Linked DNA regions of Homo sapiens: region 1 is linked to region 2. Evidence: chromatin contacts called from ENCODE Hi-C or POLR2A ChIA-PET data. All regions are on one chromosome and are shown on one strand. The core of a region is the stretch at or near the end of the contact, and the rest is flanking DNA. Distances in the headings are between cores, read along the strand shown. Region 1 overlaps LOC101928929 (a long non-coding RNA gene). Region 2 has its middle 54 kb from the start of SORBS2.

Region 1 (5,652 bases), core at 938-3,437, 45 kb before region 2:
TGTCTTGCTAACAATAACCAACTAGTCACCATCCTCTTCAGAATCTGGTTTAATTAAATCCCCAAGAAGAAACGAAATGAGAAAATGTTTAATAGGAAGTGACTTCTTCAGTCTTACCGTTTAACACAATCATTGCGATCAGAGAAAACAGTCAGTTTGAACTGAATTCTATTTGATTGTATTGGTTTAGACTCGTCTCGAAAGAATCACTCAGCGAATCCTTTGGTAAAATCTTTTTTAAAAGTTCAGATGTTGGTCTGTCAGGTCAACCTAAATCAAGGTATGGTAACATTTTTTAAAGGTTTGGACAGAATGAGCCTCAATGGTAATATTTTATTGGATGCCATCTGGTAAAAACTGGTTTTATTTGGTTAATGTTTATTTGTTCCATAAAAAGATAGGCTAATCATGACTCTGTTTTATATAATGCTTGTTTATGTAACAGGACATAACCATGCAGTGGGTCCCAGGAACATTATTATATTTGGTTGCTTCTGTTTTCCCAAATAGATGAAAGAAGCAAAACATCCTTGTGCATTTTTAAAGTTGCTGGTAGCTTTTGAACTGCCGTTCAGATGGAATCAATTTCAGCACAGCAAGACATTTTTTAATGCAACCCTGCAGCACTTTAGCAAATGAAAACTATTTTCCATGAGTCATTCTTTGAATTACAAAATGTTCATCATCCAGGAGTGTTTATTGCACCCATAAAACTAATGCAGCACAATAATGGGTGTTAATGTCAGCAGTATCCGGCTGTTTATTATGTAACATTCGAAACGGGAAGGTGAGTGTTTAATGCTATTGTTTGTTGTCTAACAGTTCCAATTGTTCATACCATCAGGTGCTTAGACAGCAGATCAAATATTTTGCTTGATGTTCTCCAGAGCAAAAAATGTAAGTTTACTTTTCTTTATAATTAGCATGGTGAAATGGAGGGCTAACAAAGAAGCTGCCAGGATCTCAAGGTAATTATGATTTTTTGTTTAGTGACAGCTTCTTGTTTTGAATACCCTTTCCCTTTTCTCCTACTATGACAAAATAGAAACTCTTTTTTTTTTTTTTTTTTTTTTTTTTGAGATGGAGTTTCGTTCTTGTTGCCCAGGCTGCAGTGCAGTGGCATGATCTCGGCTCACTGCAACCTCCACCTCCTGGGTGCAAGCGATTCTCCTGCCTCAGCCACCTGAGTAGCTGGGATTACAGGTGCCCACCACCACAGCCAGCTAATTTTTGTATTTTTAGTAGAGACGGGGTTTCACCATGTTGGCCAGGCTGGTCTCGAACTCCTGACCTCAGATGATCCACCCGCCTCGGCCTTCCAAAGTGCTGCGATTACAGGCATGAGCCACCATGCCCGGCCTAGCATTATCTATCTTTAATAGCAAACATTTGAAAATAATGAGTGCCAAACAATAAGAGATGCTTCAAATAAATTACCTATATTTTGTCACCTGTACGAGGCTAGCTACACACCACTGAGAAAAGAAAGAAGCACTGCTAATTAAAAACTACACTTACTGAAAGAGTTTTTTAGGGTTATTTAAACATGCATTTTGTGCATACATGAAAATGAAAAATAAGTGAAATAATTGGTTAGATTATTTTCAATGTTTTTCTCCTACAAAGTCCAGCTCTTCTGAGTCACTTTTCAATTGTGAATCATCAAAGTCCATGTTTTTCCATAAGTATTTCTCTGTGCCATGGAGAGCACTAGTGATGTGGCATTTCTTATCTGTGCCCTGCAGCCATCTCTGGGATCTTCCTGCAAGTTGCTCACAAACTGTTCTGTGAATGTTGATGCTAATTGCTTCTTGATCTAATAATGTGTCAATAAGAGGTTTTCAGAACCCAGCCAGGTCTTCTATTTTTTCTGCAAGAGATCCTTGTCATCTGTGGACCTGACATAAATGAGTTACAGTTGCCCAGTTGTGCCACTGAAACTATAACCATATTAAGCCCCTGCAGGCAGTGACCAGTCTGTCACCGCTGCCACCTGGCCAACGTGACAGCAAATGTCAGTTGTCCTTGATCTTGAGATACATCCCGACTTAGATGTTAAAATGTGTATCTTAGAACCATTAAAGTGCGGTTAAGTGTATCCACCAAGAGGGAAACTTGCGCACTCAAGGAGAAAATCAGGCTGGGCGTGGTGGCTCATGCTTATAATCCCAGGACTTTGAGAGGCTGGGGTGGGAAGACTGAGCCCAGGAGTTCAAGACCAGCCTGAGCAATATAGTGAGACTCCACCTATACAAAAAATAAAAAAAATTAGCCAGGCATGGTGGTGCACACCTGTAGCTCCAGCTACTCAGGAGGCTGAGGCAAGAAGATCACTTGAACCCAGGAGGTCAAGGCTGCAGTGAGCCATGATCATGCCACTGCACTCCAGCCTGGGTGACAGAGCGAGACTCTGTCTCGAAAAGAAAAGAAAATCATCATAATTTTGAAGCCTCTTGGACAGTTTTTATCAGACATATGAGATAAGTTTATGTTATAAGACAATAAAGGAAATGTAGCTCAGTAGAAAGGGCATAAACTTGTTTGTAAACTTGGACAAGCTACTTATCTAATCTCTCTAGAGTCTTTATTTTATAAAGGGTAAAATGGAAGTTGTTAACACCTGCTTTGTGAGGTTATTCTGAATATTAAATGACTCAATGCATAATAGTTTTAGTATTTTCCAAGGGAAGTTTTTTTTTTTTAAAAAATCAAACACCGCATTGTATATAAGAAACGAGTCCTACTCTGAAACCACGCACCTGAGAAAAGTCTGGAAGGGAATTTGGATAATGTTAAATTCTGATTTACTGATGTAGAGAAATTATAAATATTTTATTTCTCATATATAATACAGTCTGTGATACCTGTTTATATCTGCATCTTTGTATACCCACAGGATTTAGGTTATAGAATAAAAGTTGCAGTCAGATGTGCTGGCTCATGCCTGCCATCTCGGCGACTCAGGAGGCTGAGGTGGGAGGCGGTTGAGCTAAGGAGGCTGAGGTGGGAGGAGGTTGAGCTAAGGAGGCTGAGCCTGCAGTGAGCCATGATTGAGCCACTGAACGCCAGCCTGGGAAAGAGAGTGAGACCCAGACTCAAAAAACAAACAAACACATAAATGAATAATAAAAGTTTCATACCAGAAGCCATGATCTTCAAGCTCTATCTGTGTTCTGAATATGAGGCAAGAGAGAAGGGAGGACAGGAGAGGAATGGGGAGAAAGTCTCCAGAGTTGGGAGTATTGATGGAAATGGAGAGGATAAAATGAAGTCAACTTCATAAAGGGGTTTTGAAGGATAGCAAGGCTTCTTTGTTACAAAATCAGCATTTCTTTTCAGTAAGAGATAGAAACACAGGAAACGCATTGAAAATGGAGTAGGGTGTGGCCAGGCCCTTCTCGTCAGTGGGAACCATAGCATTTTATAAATATATGCATAGGGCACACATTGTACTCCAGTGCTATTACTTGTAGTGTCCTTTATTCTGCAGGACACAGGGTCATTTGTGGCAAAGAGCACAGTTGCAGAGCCACCTTGGCCTGGCTGGAATTTGGGCTGAATCACATACTAGGTGTGTCTTAACATTTCCTTTCATTAGATCTTGAACAGTGTCAGACACACAGCCAGGCATGACATTGAAGGGAATATATTTCTTTTCTTTTTTTTTTTTTTTTTTTCTGAGATGGAGTCTAGCTCTGTCACCCAAGCTGGAGTGCAGTGGAGCGATCTCAGCTCACTTCAACCTCCGCCTCCCGGGTTCAAGCAATTCTCCTGCCTCATCCTCCTGAGTAGCTGGGATTACAGGCACCTGCCACCATGCCTGGCAAATTTTTTCTCTTTGAATAATATTTCTCTTTGTAGAAAAAGAAATGCAGCAGAAAAATCAACTGTGTCAAATATTGCTATGAGTGAACATTTCTTTGCATGTTTTCCTAGTTTAGAGTTCTTGACCAAAGTTTTCACAAGTTATATTGAGTGGCAGTGAAACAATGTCTTCACAGAAGCCCTCATAATTCTTCAGAATCTTTGGCTACATTTATGCGATGATAAAGCAATGCTTGAAAGATTTTTAATGCAATGACTTTATTTTTTCTTTTTTTTACCCTTTTATTTATTTATCTTAATTTATATAAATTTAAGAAGTACGAGTGTAATTTTGTCATGTGGATATATTGTGTAGCGGTGAAGTCTGGGCTTTTGGTAGATCCATCACCCAGATAATGTACATTGTCCCCATTAAGTCATCTTTCATCATCCACCCCCTCCCCACATACCCCTAGCCCTTCTGAGTCTCCAATGCTTGTCATTCTACGTCTATGCTTACACATTATTTAGCTCCCACTTACAAGTGAGAACATAAAGTATTTGACGTTTTGAGTTGTTTCACTTAAGGTAATGACCTCCAGTTCCATTCATTATGCTGCAAAAAACATAATTTCATTTTTTATGGCTGAATAGGATTCCATTGTATATATACCACATTTTCTTTATTCAGTCATCTGTTGATGGACACTTAGGTTGATTCCATATCTTTGCCATTGTGAGTACTGCTACAGTAAACACATGAGTGCAGATGTCTTTTTGATATAACGACTTCTTTTCCTATGGGTAGAAACCCAGTGGTGGGATTGTTGGATTCATACAAATATACCAAATTTATTTTTTCTTTTCCTTTGGGTAGAAACCCAGTAGTGGGATTGTTGAATTTATATAAATATACAAAATTTATTTTTATATATGTATTATATAAAAATACATGTATATAAAGTACATGTATAATGCATATATTCATATATTTTTATATGTTATGCAAGGGTTATATTTTAGAGCCTTATGGTTTCATGTTTTATGGCTCAACCTATCTGTTTTGTGTCTTGATAGAACAGAGCCTCCATCATTGTGGGTCTCCTATATCTTACTCTCCTGAGATGAACTCCTTTGCTCTAAAAGTTTTTACTAGTTTATAGAAATATTTACAAAAATTCATTTGGTTAAGGACTCATTCATTTCAGAGGTCTAGAAGATTGTCTCCTGAGGAAACACAGTACAGCTTCAGAATCATTACTCGGCGATCCCTTTGAGCGCTTCTCTGAGTTTACTCGACAGACAGATTCATTTTCCAACAAACCCTTTCTAAGCGTTTTGATTTAGCAATCAGAAGTCAGAGGGAACGTGGCACTTTTTTTTTTCATTGAGAATAGGCCTGTTTCAATTATATTTCAAATATTTAAATAGTTTTTGTGATGTCTTTGGGTGACTTTCTATACCTCGAGTGGCCATTTACTAACATATATATACATGTATATATATGTGTATATATATATATTTGTGTGTATACAAATATATATATATATATATATATATATATATATATATATATATATAGCCTTTGCATGGGTTCACTAGTAGTTCATTTCAGACCATAATTTATCTATAGATGAAATAAAAAACAGGTTTTCTTTTTATTAAGTTAGATGGGAGCCAGGTCAGGTAGGAAGTTGGTTCTTGAGAATAGAATGTGTGTGAAGCAGCTCATCAAGAAGAAGAAAGCAAAAGCAATATCCTGAGAATGCGCTTGTTTTGGGAGAATGTGCATGGTAGTGGTGAGGAGCTCAGCATGGCTCTGCCCGATGACCTCTCCAGGTCGGTTTT
Region 2 (5,082 bases), core at 1,707-4,206:
AGATCGCTATTCTTAGAGTTTGCTGTTTGGAATAGAAAACCACCTGCCCATTCCAGTGCCTGGTTTGTTGATGTGGTACTCTCCTCTTCCACACTAGGCAGAGTTCTGGTCAGTTTTCACTTGCTCACCACCAAAGGCAAGTTCTTGGCCAACAGTCCAAGCGTTCAGAAGTTTGCTGCGATTGTGTATTTCTCATATGCTCCATAAAATCAGCATTGTTTCTCCTCCAGGTTGAACCCCTGGGATTCTGTTTGTCTTCATTACCCTGTATTTAAAGTGGAATATTCTGTGCTAACTTAACGAACATGTGATTTATAGCTGACAAAGTGTCCAACCACTGCCTGAGACAAGGGATTTTTCTCTACTGATTCAAAAATAATACTCTTTGGTAGAATATTGACACAGCATGACTTGCCCCTGGTGATGGAGACAGCGTCCCTGTCACTGTTTTGCCGAACACCTTTAGCTTTTCTCTATTCCCCTAAACAGGCTTTACAGAGAGGGCACAACATGAAAAAAATTACAACCGGTGGTGGCACAAAAAACGTGGTGCTTAGCCAACACTCATGATATTAAATAGTGGTGAGGCAATTTACTAAAATATTCATTTGTCTGTGTCGTCTTCGTTTTTTCCCTCCACGCCCCTCAACCTAGCACTAATCCCTCCTTCTTGAAATTTTAGGAGCTGGGGTGTCTTTTAGAAAGTAGAAGCTTTCGGCTGGGCACGGTGGCTCATGCCTGTAATCCCAGCACTTTGGGAGGCCGAGGTGGGTGGATCACGAGATCAGGAGATTGAGACCATCCTGGCTAACATAGTGAAACCCTGTCTCTACTGAAAATACAAAAAATTAGCTGGGCATGGTGGCACACGCCTGTAATCCCAGCTACTCGGGAAGCTGAGGCAGGAGAATCGCTTGAACCCGGGAGGCGGAAGTTGCAGTGAGCCAAGATCGTGCCACTGCACTCCAGCCTGGGTGACAGAGTGAGACTCTGCCTCAAAAAAAAAAAAAAAGAAAGAAAAAAAGAAAAGAAAAGAGAAAGGAAAGTAGAAGCTTTTAATTTCTATTTGTTACTCTACCCCTCTAACTAAATTCCTGTTGGAAGTTAGAGGCACTTATTGTCTTTTATGGAGGCTGAAATGAACTGAGATTAGGGAATGTCCCGAAGGAAGGGAAGAAAGGACTTGGCCTTTAAAGGCCTCAAGAGGGAGAGATTTTCTAACAGATGAGATAGAGCTGGGACACTATTTGTGCTATGAATAGTTGGTGGGACCCCTGAGGGTTAGCTGTGTAATGCCCCTAGAGACGGTGCCCCCTCGAGGTGTAGGTGCCCCAGCCTCTCTGGGGACTCCCAGAGCCAAGTATGGCAACAAGCAGTAGAGTCCCCAGACCTGAAGGTAATTTAGAGAGAGTCGATAATGGACTACATCTGTCCTAATGCCTGGGACCTCCCTTCAATCCTAGCCTAGACCGGTGTCAGGACCTTTGCATGACAGGAATAGAGCTCAAGGAAGCAAGCAAGCAGGGATGATTTGGGTTTCATTTCCTGTCAGTCCAATGGTTGAACTCAAATTTGAGCTGACTTAAACAAGAAATGTGATCATTCCTCCCTCTGACTTCTTGGACTAAGATTGTCCACCTACTGTATTATAGATGAAAATGAAATAAAAGATATGCAAACATAGATCTTGCAGACATGACAGGAAGTCCGTCCACCCTGGTGCATTTTCTCTCTACTCGTGCCTGTTTTCATATCAGGTGAAGAGGGATCATCTTGTCATAACTCAAAGCCTAAAGTAGCTAAAAGTTATTTAGCCCTTTGCTAATAGGAAGTTCTATTTTCATCTTTAAAATAAACCTTCTGGCCAGGCGCGGTGGCTCATGCCTCTAATCCCAGCACTTTGGGAGGCTGAGGCGGGCGGATCACGAGGCCAGGAGTTCGAGACCAGCCTGATCAACATGGTGAAACCCCATCTCTACTAAAAATACAAAAATTAGCCGAGTGTGGTGGTGCATGCCTATAATCCCAGCTACTCAGGAGGCTGAGGCAGGAGAATCGCTTGAACCTGGGAGGCGGGGGTTGCAGTGAGCCAAGCTGGCGCCACCACACTCCAGCCTGGGTGAAAGAGTGAGACTCCATCTCAAAATAAATAAATAAATAATAAAATAAAATAAAATAAACCTTTAATATTTTAGTATACATTGCGTTACTCCTGAAGGAGATCTCTCCTCATTAGAGCACTGTGTTATTTTCTCATAACTCAGAGTCCTGCCTTTATTCCCTTGTTCTGTAATGCCAATGCTTGGGCATAGAATGCACACTGAAACAAGCAATTTGTATTAAGAAATGTACATTTATTGGTGCTGGCAATTCAGGATATGGTAGCAATAGTGATAAAATAAATTGCAAGGTGGCAGTAATCTACGAGTTTTACTGAGGTTTCAAGACAATATTCAAGATAGGAAACAAGTAGCTTGTCATAAAGTATAATTTGTTATGTAGATTAGAACTGTCAATTTTGAGATGGAGAAAAAAGAGAAATGAGGTGAAACTGTCTCTGTTTTGCCTAGAAATAATTCTTTCTAATGATTTGAACTAAAGCAAGCGAATCCGTTATTACCTCCACTGTATAGGATGGAACAAGAAACAGGAGGAAGAAACATGACGCTCTTGAATGGGGCTCATGTCCCTTACAAAATTGAATGTGCATTAAGTGCAATATGCATGTGAGTGTATACTTGTTTTCCATAGGAGGGACAGTTCTATTTAAGTAAAACCCAGTTCCAAGGCAAAGTGTTTAATTTAAATTCAGTCTTCTTACTAACAATTAGGGTAAGTGAATTAAATGAAATTAAGTCTGATTTGGGACAGGTTCTCCATTTCAGCTTCCTGGTAAACACTGCGCTTGGTTTGTTTGCTGAGAGGCTGGGAACACTGGCACATTTAATCTCAGCACTGGTACTCAGGGAACGCTAGCAACCCCGGCCACTCCTTGGTAATCAGTATCTTACAATGACAACTGGCTGGTGACAGGAATCTTTTAACCACAGAAACCAATGCAAGAATTAGAAAACAGAAAACACTCTTAAATATGGCTGCATTTTTTAGGCTTTCTAGGCCTTCTGGAATTTCCTTTGGCAATTTGTACATATCAAAACCTGCATTTCCTGGGCGAGAGTTCACAGAGACCCATGGCAAAAAGCCTAGTTACATCATGCCATTTGAAACCAGTTTGTGGACAGTTGGTATTTCAGAGCCAACCCTGTTTTATCATTAAAAGAAAAATCTCAGCACCTTGTGTAAGATAAATTAAAAGGCATGTTTATCAAGAAAGAGCTAGAATTTTCATAGTACAGTATCTGATAAAAAATTGGGAGCAGACTTTAAAACCCGATGGTGCCACAGCTTGACTAGCGTTCTCTGAGACCAGAACCAGAGGTCACATTATCGAGGACTAAAGAAAAATATAACGTGCTTAAAGTGGAAGGAAACGTCTAAAAGTTAGGCTAAGAGTGCCTTGAAAATGTCCTGAGTGGATGAACTCATTCCTTTAGGAAGGATGTTCTTGAAATGGTGTTCTGTACGTTTCCGTGTTCCCATTCCAGAACTTAATACCCGTTAAAGCCTATAGATCTCCTAAGTCTTTCAGGTTTTGTTCTTATTTTTGTTGTTGTTTTTTAACCAGTTCTCAAGGGAGACCGGTAATAATACATCTGCTGATTTTAGGTCTGAGGTTTGCATATGACACTTCAACCAGGAGGATGATTTCCAATAGAGTTAAATTAGTGGGTGTTGATGAGGATGGGGGAGTGGGGCAAGGAGTGGAAGCCAGCAGGTAGATGCAGCAGCCACAGTGGAGTCCCTGAAATTCCCGCCCCTTGTTCCTGTGCAGGGGGCCGCGGTGCGCTGTTGTCACCGCACCTCTTAACGTTTCCGTCACTTGAGTTGGAGGTTGATAACTAAACTTATGTGAACTATTCTCTTTGAATAATAAAGGGAACTCTAAATTACTCCATCTTGGCAGCCATATCAAAGACAGGAAAACGCAACAGAAAGATGCCCATGGTAATGTCGAAACTGAGCTTTCATTTTGGGAGCTGGGAAGGTAGCAAGAATATGGACCAGGCGGGGCAGGTAAAGATTGAGCCCAAAGCATCGGCTCCTCCTCTTCTGCTGTCCGCCCCTCCCGTTCATCCTTCCCCCATTCTCAGTACACACAACCCACCGTCCAGGATATGCTTTTCTTTTTCTTTTTTTTTTGAGACAGAGTCTCACTCTATCGCCCAGGCTGGAGTGCAGTGGCTTCGTCTCAGCTCACTGCAAATTCTGCCTCCTGGGTTCAAGCAATTCTCTTACCTCGGCCTCCCAAGTAGTTGTTATTACGGGCACCTGACACCATGCCCGGGTAATTTTTTGTGTTTTTAGTAGAGACAGGGTTTCACCATGTTGGCCAGGCTGGTCTCGAACTCCTGACCTCAAGCAATCTGACTGCCTTGGCCTCCCAAAGTGCTGGGATTATAGGCGTGAGCCACCGCACCCGGCCGTTCAGTGATCTATTTGCTCTTACCAAGGCGTTTTCTCTTAGTAAACTGTTAAATAATTCTTTGCCTGCCTCCACTTCCCAAATCTTTAAAATTAAATTTGATGAAGCAAATATAGTGATAGTGGTGATGATTTCAAATCTTCAAATGTAATAGTAAGTTTCAGCTGGATGTTTCTATCCTAGTTTTTTGCTTTATAGAAAAGTTTACAAATCAGCATGTAAAAGTCTTACTGTACAAGTAATAAACGGAGCATCACAAAAATAAACGTGGTCCTTTAATTCTAAGAGACCACTTCTTTTCAGGGCTTTTAATCTCTTTCTTTGAATCTAATGTTTAGTTGTGGGGAAAATTCAATGTGATATTCTTTGCTTCAAAGGTATTTTGTTGGTGGCATGAGTGTTTTTCTTGAGGTATGTTTTTGCCCTTCTGTTACACTCCGGCTTTTTATAGTATAATGAGAACAATGACCTCATTCTCTCCAGTTGATAGTAATAATGGCACACTTTTTATAACTTGAAAAGGCATCTGCTTATTGATA

Evidence for each region. Hi-C counts contacts between places; a loop is a spot of excess contacts on that map. ChIA-PET counts read pairs that join two places held with the same protein, here RNA polymerase II (POLR2A).
Region 1: a loop to region 2 is called in a map of PC-3, with 2.5 times the contacts of the local background. The contact joins two enhancer-like sites. A Hi-C loop is called at or near these places in 3 of 168 maps with a recorded cell type or tissue (PC-3, Right ventricle myocardium inferior and endothelial cell of hepatic sinusoid). POLR2A ChIA-PET finds 5 or more read pairs at or near these places in 1 of 52 experiments (OCI-LY7).

What each region holds. Positions count from the first base shown.
Region 1 is chr4:185,908,011-185,913,662 of GRCh38, reverse strand. The region is part of intron 2 of LOC101928929 (a long non-coding RNA gene); the gene reads right to left. It also overlaps a transcript of SORBS2 not described here. Among named protein-coding and RNA genes, the nearest start is that of SORBS2, 99 kb to the right of the region's middle. Within about 2 kb of position 2,187, at least 3 of the 41 ENCODE cell types and tissues checked have a DNase peak (open chromatin) inside an H3K27ac peak, as active enhancers do; they include PC-3, where a contact is called at or near this core.
Region 2 is chr4:185,864,090-185,869,171 of GRCh38, reverse strand. It overlaps a transcript of SORBS2 not described here. Among named protein-coding and RNA genes, the nearest start is that of SORBS2, 54 kb to the right of the region's middle. Within about 2 kb of position 2,956, at least 10 of the 41 ENCODE cell types and tissues checked have a DNase peak (open chromatin) inside an H3K27ac peak, as active enhancers do; they include PC-3, where a contact is called at or near this core.